Regions from separate parts of the Homo sapiens genome. Here regions 1 and 2 are each linked to region 3. A link is a loop called in an ENCODE intact Hi-C map of the cell type or tissue named here. Cell type or tissue: GM12878. All regions are shown on one strand. Region 1 overlaps LRRC7 (leucine rich repeat containing 7). Region 2 has its middle 100 kb from the start of DEPDC1. Region 3 overlaps GNG12-AS1 (GNG12, DIRAS3 and WLS antisense RNA 1).

Region 1 (2,500 bases), 1.6 Mb before region 3:
TAGTCCGATTTTCCTCTTTAAGGGGTTTCTCACTTGGCCATCTTTTTCTAGGTCCTGTTTGTTTCCAAGCTGTAAAGAGTCTTCAAGAACTTTCTCCTGCCTATCTACTTTTTTCTGTCTCCAGGGTCCACTTAAGTTTTTTTTCTACTCCGTCTGCCAAGATTCAAATGTGTAATTCCTGATAGTTTATTAAATAAAGCAGTTTAGCTCTTTCTGTGTCTTATCTCTCTCACATAAACTCTCCCTGGGAGGCCTTGCCTTTACAAGGAACAGAACCCCAACTATGTTGATTTTGAATAAAAATAGTCTTTCTTTTTCTCTCTCTCAAAGGGGTATTATTCAGTCTCCCTAAGCAACGGGCTCATACAGCAGCCTACTGATAAAGTAACACTTTGTGTGATAAGAAAAACACACAAAGGCAATTTTTCTAAAAGTAGGATTTTTATTTTAAAGAGTTTCAAGTTTCAATTTTATAAGATACTTAATGAATTGATAATAGAAAAACAAGGAAAGGAGTAAAAAGATGAAGAAAAATATTTAAAAAATAGATTTGTATCATTTTCAAAGGTCCCGTGAAATACTTAGTTGTAGATCAGTACTAGCTCTGGCGCAGGTAAACAGGATGATAAGAAGGCAAGACCATGGCTTATGGGATGACAGGGTCAGGGTGCAAATCCCAGCTCTGCCAATTACCAGCTCTATCATTCTAGTTACCTTCCCAATAAAAGAGAAACGTTCCCTCTAAACAAAGCTGAGTGAAGTAATCAATGCAATATTACTTATTAGAACTCGGTACATGGCCATTTTTGGTGGTCTCAGTGAGACATAGATGGTCCTCCTTAAGAAATTCAGCCTTCATTTGACACTAAAACCGATCTCAGTAAGCCCAGACAAGATGTGTCATCCTCTGGAATAAGATTAAGCCGTTTCTGCCAAATAGTCAGATTTCCTATTTGACAAGTGCAATAGAGTCCACAATCAAATTCCCTAGGATGAGGCTGTGAAATAAATGTAGACCAAAGCCCATCCTTCCCTTTGCCTCCTGTCTTACAAAGCAAAAGAGTAAAGTCCAGCCCTAATATTTATTAAAAGACTCTCAGCTTCTTAGTCTTTGATCCAAAACTCTGGTATGAGACTGTGGTGAGTTCAAGGATTTTGGAGCCAATCAAGGAAAAGACACAACCACAAGATGGCAGTATTGCACAACAGTCTTTATTAGGCAGCACTTGGACAGGTTTGCAAGAGTTCTGGGAAGTGTCTAACACTGGAAGACCTTCCAGATACAATAGCATGGGACCACTACATAGAAGTAAACTAGGGCAAGGAAATTCTGGGAAAGCAGGGAATTGGACAGGGGGTTTATATGTCTACCTGATGTCACTCTGCAGCCATGTGGGGGAGTCTCTGGGTCAAAGCTACAAAGGGTAGCATCAAATAGTTACAGGGTGTATTAGTCCATTTTTTTCATATTGCTATGAAGAAATACCTGAGACTGGGTAATTTATAAAGAAAAAGAGATTTAATGGACTCGCACATCTACATGGCTAGGAGGCCTCACAATCATGGTGGAAGGCAAGGGATCATTAGAGCAAAGGCATGTCTTCCATGGTGGCAGGCAAGAAAGCCTGTGCAGGGGAACTGCCCTTAAAAAGACCATCAGATCTCGTGAGACTTACTATCACGAGAACAGCATGGGAAAAACCCATTGGCATGATTCAATTACCTCCCACCAGGTTCCTCTCACAACACGTGCGGTTTATGGGAGCTACAATTCAAGATGAGATTTGGGTGGGGACACAGCTGAATCATATCACAGAGTTTGTCTAATCTCTGGCTAGTGGATGTTAAGTGAAGTTTTGTAAAGAATGCAAAGCAGGCAGACTCTTAAGTAGCTTACAGTATAATAATTTGGGCTATATGTAAACCAATCGGAGGTGTAAGAATTTGAGTTTGGCACTGGCAGGCTTGGAACTAGCTATGAAGAAGTAAACAGTATAAAGACCAATACAAAAAGGTCACCTTTAACTCCTTTCTATAAAAAAGACTCATCCTTTCAGAACCTTGGTTTACAACTTATTGTCTCACATTAATCCAAAGGCTAATAATATCAAAGGCAGTGTAAAGATAATGATGGTGATGATAATAATTACAATGGCTACATTAAATAGGCAAGGGCCTACTGTGAGCCTCAACACGGAGAAAGAAGAGAAAGAACCCGCAGCCTGGTCCCCTTTCCTCAGATAAGGCAGCAAAGTCCCAAAGCCCTGACTAAGTGAATTCATATTCAAATAGGTGATGGCTTTACTATAAAAACTGTATTTATTCACCACACACACACATTTATATTAAAATTAACCCAAATTTTCTGTAACTTTCCCAGTAAAAATTTTTATCTCTCAGAAGATGTTTTGTTCCTTGGAAAGACAGTCATTACCTAACTTATTCCCAAACACTGATAAATTATTTTTGAAAACCTGCTTTTGATGATAAAAATGTCTCT
Region 2 (2,500 bases), 480 kb before region 3:
TGGGGACCACTATACTAGATAATGGACATTACAAAATTTTGTTTGCTTCTTGTGCTGTACCCAGAGATGAAGGCTCTCTGGGGTTCCTGTACATCAGCCCAACTGCCAGATTTTAGACCAGAGTTGAGGATAATAGTGCACAAGATCACTTCACAGAGTTGCACCAGCCAGCTTCTAAACTCTATTGTGCCACCCAACTCAAGAAAACTTTTCTAGTCTTCAAATGGGTGAAATATTGGCTCTCATTGATAATGTGCTCTTCTGAATGTGCTGTTTTTCCCAAGCGTCTATGTTTTAGACAAGCGTTTGATTATTTTTTATCTTCACCTTGTTGTTCTCCCTTTCCAAAGTAGTGAAAGCAGGATCTTCAGCTGTTTGGGTTGGGTAAAGGTCAGCGAAACTAAAAAAAAAAAAAAAAAAAATCTACAAGGGTAAAAAATTCTTAGTTAATTCCTCAAAATATTGCATACCATGCATATACATGAAAAAATATGCTTTGGCCAGGCATGGTGGCACATGTCTATAACTCCAGCACTTTGTGAGGCCACGGTGGGAGAATCTCTTGAAACCAGGAGTTTGAGACTAGCCTGGGCAAAATAGCAAGACTCCATCTCTAAAAATAGGTTTATTTTGCTTTGTATGTAAAAAAAAAAAAAAACACTGTTCATTTATCATGAAACTTAGAAGCACATTATATTTTTAAGTTTAATCCAAGATCCTTCTGTAGATGGTAGAAAAGAACTGTAGAACAGAAAGACTAGAATTTAGTAACAGTCTTAACATGGAAGTGATATATAGTGTCATGATATGCTAACCCATTCTGCTGCTGTATGGTGTTCCTGCTGTGCTAGTCAATTGTGGAGGACTTGGGCATGCATACATGAATATTGCATGCATTAAATGTTTTAATTATTGAATGCTTGAAATGTGTGAATTACTTTGCAAAGAACTAGTAATATAAAAATAAATTACAAAGAGAATTCTGGCTTTTGCTCTGTGATATAGAGAACTGGAGAGAGTGTTACTCTCATTATTATAATAAGAAAATAGGATTGAATTAACTTCAATTGTATGACGTTTTTCCAATCCAAGAGAGATAGTATTTCAGAACAACCAACTGACCCAAAATCTGTGAAGATACAGGCACCTGCGGAAAGAGAAGAAACGTGAGCAGTCAAATACCTGGATAAATGCAATCAGACGTCAATAGAAATAGTTTACCAAAAATAGTTAATTTGTAGGTGAAAGGTATGTGCAGACTGGTGGAGAGAGTTTAAAGCCTGTAAACACTTCAGAAGTGAAAAGAGTCTGAGCTCTCTTGCAGGCTCCTTCCCAGTGAATTTCATGGGTCAGTCGTAGAATACACAGAAGTGTCCCTTTAAAAGTCTCTATTGTGTTTCAGACCTGGGAGAGAGGAAGAATAGCCATGCTAAAGAGGTAAGAAACCCTACACAGACCCCTTTCCCAATTCCTTTATGGAACGAAAGTCTTAGTCTGTGAGAAGTTGGGCAGCAAACACTGCCCCCCTCAGGATAGTAGTAAAACTGATTGCAGGTGGAGGAAAGAACAGAAGGGAATAAAAATCTCCTCCTAAAGGACAATAGAGCTGAAGGCTCTGTGGAGTTCCTGTTATATCAGCCCAATCCCCAGATCTTAGTTCAGGGATCCAAGAATCAAGGACACAGTGCCTGAGTAAGAATAAAACTTAATTTGAATAGAGAATGCTCCCCATATTTCCCCCACAGCCCAGCACATCCAAAATAGCAAAAGCAGATTACTGCTGGGAGAGGTGCAGGAGAGAAAAACAGAAGGCAAAGAAACACTTTCTGAGGCACAACATAAAAGTACACCTTACAGCTTGTGGTCTTACAGACATTGCTGTGGTAAATCAACGTGACTTTAAACACAAAGCTGTCGCTAGAGTATTTTAAAGTCTACAGTGCCCTCTGGGTAAACATAAAAACATTAAACCTCAAACCCAGACAGATTCCTGATTATATTAACTCAAAACCCCACAATGAAGACCTACAAGTACAAAGGGTGTGCCCATGTTGAGGCATAAAAATTATTTATCTCAATCTCTACTCTCCAACATGAGATATTTGGCTTTTAACGAAAAAATACAAGGCATAGAAAGAAAAAGGCAAGAAAAACACTCCTGAAGTACAAAACAATCGTCAATATCAGATTTGGCTATGACACAGATGTTAAAGGATCTAAGATTAATATGTTAAAGATTCTAATAAAAAGTTGGCCTCATAAAGATCAGGTGGGAAATTTCAGCAGAGAGATGAAGACTACAAGAGAGAATCGAGTGGAAATAATTGAAAGAAACAAAAGAAAAAAAACAGGAACAAAGATGAAAGCTACCTTCGATGAGCTTATCAGTTGACTCAACACAGCTGAAGAAAGAAGCAAAGAATGTACAGATGGATCAACCGAAGTAACCCATACCAAAATACAAAAAGAAAAGAAAGTGAGAGTAGGAAACAGAACTAAA
Region 3 (2,500 bases):
ATAATTGGGAAGGACAGGATCTAGCAAGCTGGGGAGATCATGTCATTGGGTTACCCCCGGAGCAGTGGTGAGGCTTGGGTGTCAGAGCCATCCCATCCACAAGTGGTGCCAGAAGGCACCAACAAGACCCAGAAGCTCCCCGGGAACTCACCTCCGACTGCCAGTGAGGGTCCTGTCTGTGACAAAGAAATGTGCCATCGGGGGAAGATAAGCGTCCACTGCAGCACAGAGGAAACACGAGAGCTGCAGGCACGGGCTCAGTGAGCCGAGGAAGTCAGTGGCAGTGGCCGCCTGGCCAGGGTCCCTGGAGCTCCCAGGAAGCTGCCCTCCAAAGCAGTCTGCTCCTCTGTGCCACAGTGCAGAGGAAAGGTGTCTGGGGCCAGAAGCTGATGGCCGTATTGACTGGATGACAAACAGGGACCACACGAGCCTCCTGTTGGCAAAAGAGAACATGTGTGATGAGGCTGTATAATGGACAGCAGAAGGCCTTGGCTAGGGCTCTAACGTTACCCCTAATTGCTGTGTGTTCTTGGCCAAGCTATAGTACCTCTCTGGGTCTAGTTATCAAATTACATGTTGTTTAAAAAATTATACTAGGTTTAGCAGCATTCATTGGTTGGGAAGAATACTGTATAAGGATCCACTCTAGATGTCATGGTTTGCAGTACAAGCTGCAATTGTACAGATAAAGTTTGGGAGTGTGTACAGTATACTAGCTTGATGCAGAGGAGTGAGTGTGGGGGCAGGGGGAAATATGATTAGAGAAAACGGAGAAAGGAGGAAAAGCAGGGATAGAGGGAGGGAGGGAGGAAGGAAATTGAAAGTAAGTTGAGAAGAAATGGAACCAAGATTTTTTGTGAGTTGAATGCCTGACAATCATTCTAACCTGCACAAAGGTGAGTGGGAGGGGTCGGGGCCAGTCGTACAGGTTCATGGCAACCTTTTATTTCCCTAACTGGCTCAGGAGGGACAGTTCTGTTAGCCTTCAAAATTAAAACCACCCTTGTCCACAATTAATCAGTCCACAGCTATTTGCTGCCCTCTGCTGGCCAAGATAAACAATGGCTGCATTGCAAAAGAGTTTTTATCTTGAAAGAAATAGATTCATTCACCCAACAACTGTTTATAGAGCCCCTATTAAGTACCAGGCACTGTTCTAACACAGACCAATAACCAACATAGACAAAGACTCCTGCCTTCATGAGGCTTAACAACAATTAAAATATCTAGCATGTAGAATCCCTGCTATGGATGTGCCAGGTAGGATTTTAATCACTTGATATTTATCAACTTCTTTAATCCTTAAATGAATCCTATGAGGTAGGCACAATTGTTGGCACAGAGAGCTTGGGTGATTTCCCTAAGGTCACACAGCTAGGAAGTAACAGCCTGGTTCAACTCAGCCAATTTAGCTCCTGCTGCGCCTGTCACCAATGAGTTCTGATAGATGCATTGCCCTTCCTGCCCAAAATTTTGTATAGACGGAGCCATTATTAGATGGAAAAGCAAAAACACTGATCTTCTGGCTCAGCCACTGTGTGACCGTGAGCCTGGCCTTACCCCGTGTGGTTGTCAGAGGAGTCATCCATAAGAAGTGTATGCTTACACGGGCCCTGCTGATTGTTGTCCCTGTCCTCTTCCTCCCTCCCTGATGCTGGCCCTGGGTACAGGAGGGTCAAGGAAGCCAAAGGCGGCCTGAATCTCCGAGCTGCTGCTCCTGGTCCCTATTGTAAGGTCCTGTGAACCCTGCTTCTCCAGCTCAGCATTAATGGGGAGGGAGCAACCTGGAAGTTAATGAAGAAATGAGGGACTTCCCTGTTAGGGTGAGTGCTCTGGGACAAAGGGACAACCTACAGCAAGAGGAATTCAGGACAGCTGCAGGGGAGAGCTGGAAGCTCCCGACCAGGAGGTGCAGAGCTTGCCAGCCTCCAGGGTGAGACATACAAAAATGCCAACGACTGCTGCCAGGAGGGAGAGGGTGGAAGACTAGTGGAATAGAGCAGCAAGGGGGTCCTTGGAATTGCTTAGAAGCCCTTGATTGCTATTTGTTAATTTAAAACAAAAAAAAATTATGCCTAACCTCATACAAAAATTTTAACTTTATAAGAAGAGAAAAACATATTTTAAAGTCTCATTTGAAAATGCCTTCAGAAATTTGTTGATGTTTTTAAAAAGCAAATTTTAAAAAGTATTCCCCCCTCATAACAAATGTCCAAGCAACAACAAGAGTAATAGCGGCTCTTTACAAAGCACTGATAATGTGCTGGCACCTCACAGTAGTCCCATGATATAGGTACTTTCATTTATACCAATTACCAATGAGCATGCTGGAGCTCAGAGAGGTTGAGTGACTTGCCCTGTGTCACACAGCCAGCACTCAAGGCTGTGCCCGACTGACTTCATTATCACCACCCTATACTTTGTCTCAAAGGGAGGGAATGTTAAACTGAATGAATTGGCTCTAGGCCCCAGGGACTGCCTCGTGAAGAATGGCGAATTC

The links. Peaks named below come from ENCODE experiments on the same cell type or tissue, not always from the same donor. Only the 100,000 strongest peaks of a DNase experiment are listed, where the experiment ranks them.
Region 1: it touches region 3 in a loop (9-fold over the local background); 22 of 110 quality-filtered maps call a loop at or near these places.
Region 2: it touches region 3 in a loop (2.3-fold over the local background); 6 of 110 quality-filtered maps call a loop at or near these places.

The regions. Positions count from the first base shown.
Region 1 is chr1:69,736,467-69,738,966 of GRCh38, reverse strand. All of the region lies in intron 2 of LRRC7 (leucine rich repeat containing 7), which reads right to left. Among named protein-coding and RNA genes, the nearest start is that of LRRC7, 170 kb to the right of the region's middle. In GM12878, a CTCF peak has its summit at 1,190 (motif pointing right); a DNase peak (open chromatin) is centred at 1,156.
Region 2 is chr1:68,599,260-68,601,759 of GRCh38, reverse strand. No RefSeq gene overlaps it. Among named protein-coding and RNA genes, the nearest start is that of DEPDC1, 100 kb to the right of the region's middle. In GM12878, a CTCF peak has its summit at 1,526 (motif pointing left); no DNase peak of the experiment used is centred here.
Region 3 is chr1:68,115,384-68,117,883 of GRCh38, reverse strand. It overlaps GNG12-AS1 (GNG12, DIRAS3 and WLS antisense RNA 1), which reads right to left. Exons shown (of 10, transcript NR_040077.1): 7 at 152-433. It also overlaps a transcript of WLS not described here. Among named protein-coding and RNA genes, the nearest start is that of DIRAS3, 66 kb to the right of the region's middle. RefSeq lists a silencer at 924-1,218. In GM12878, a CTCF peak has its summit at 1,039 (motif pointing left); no DNase peak of the experiment used is centred here.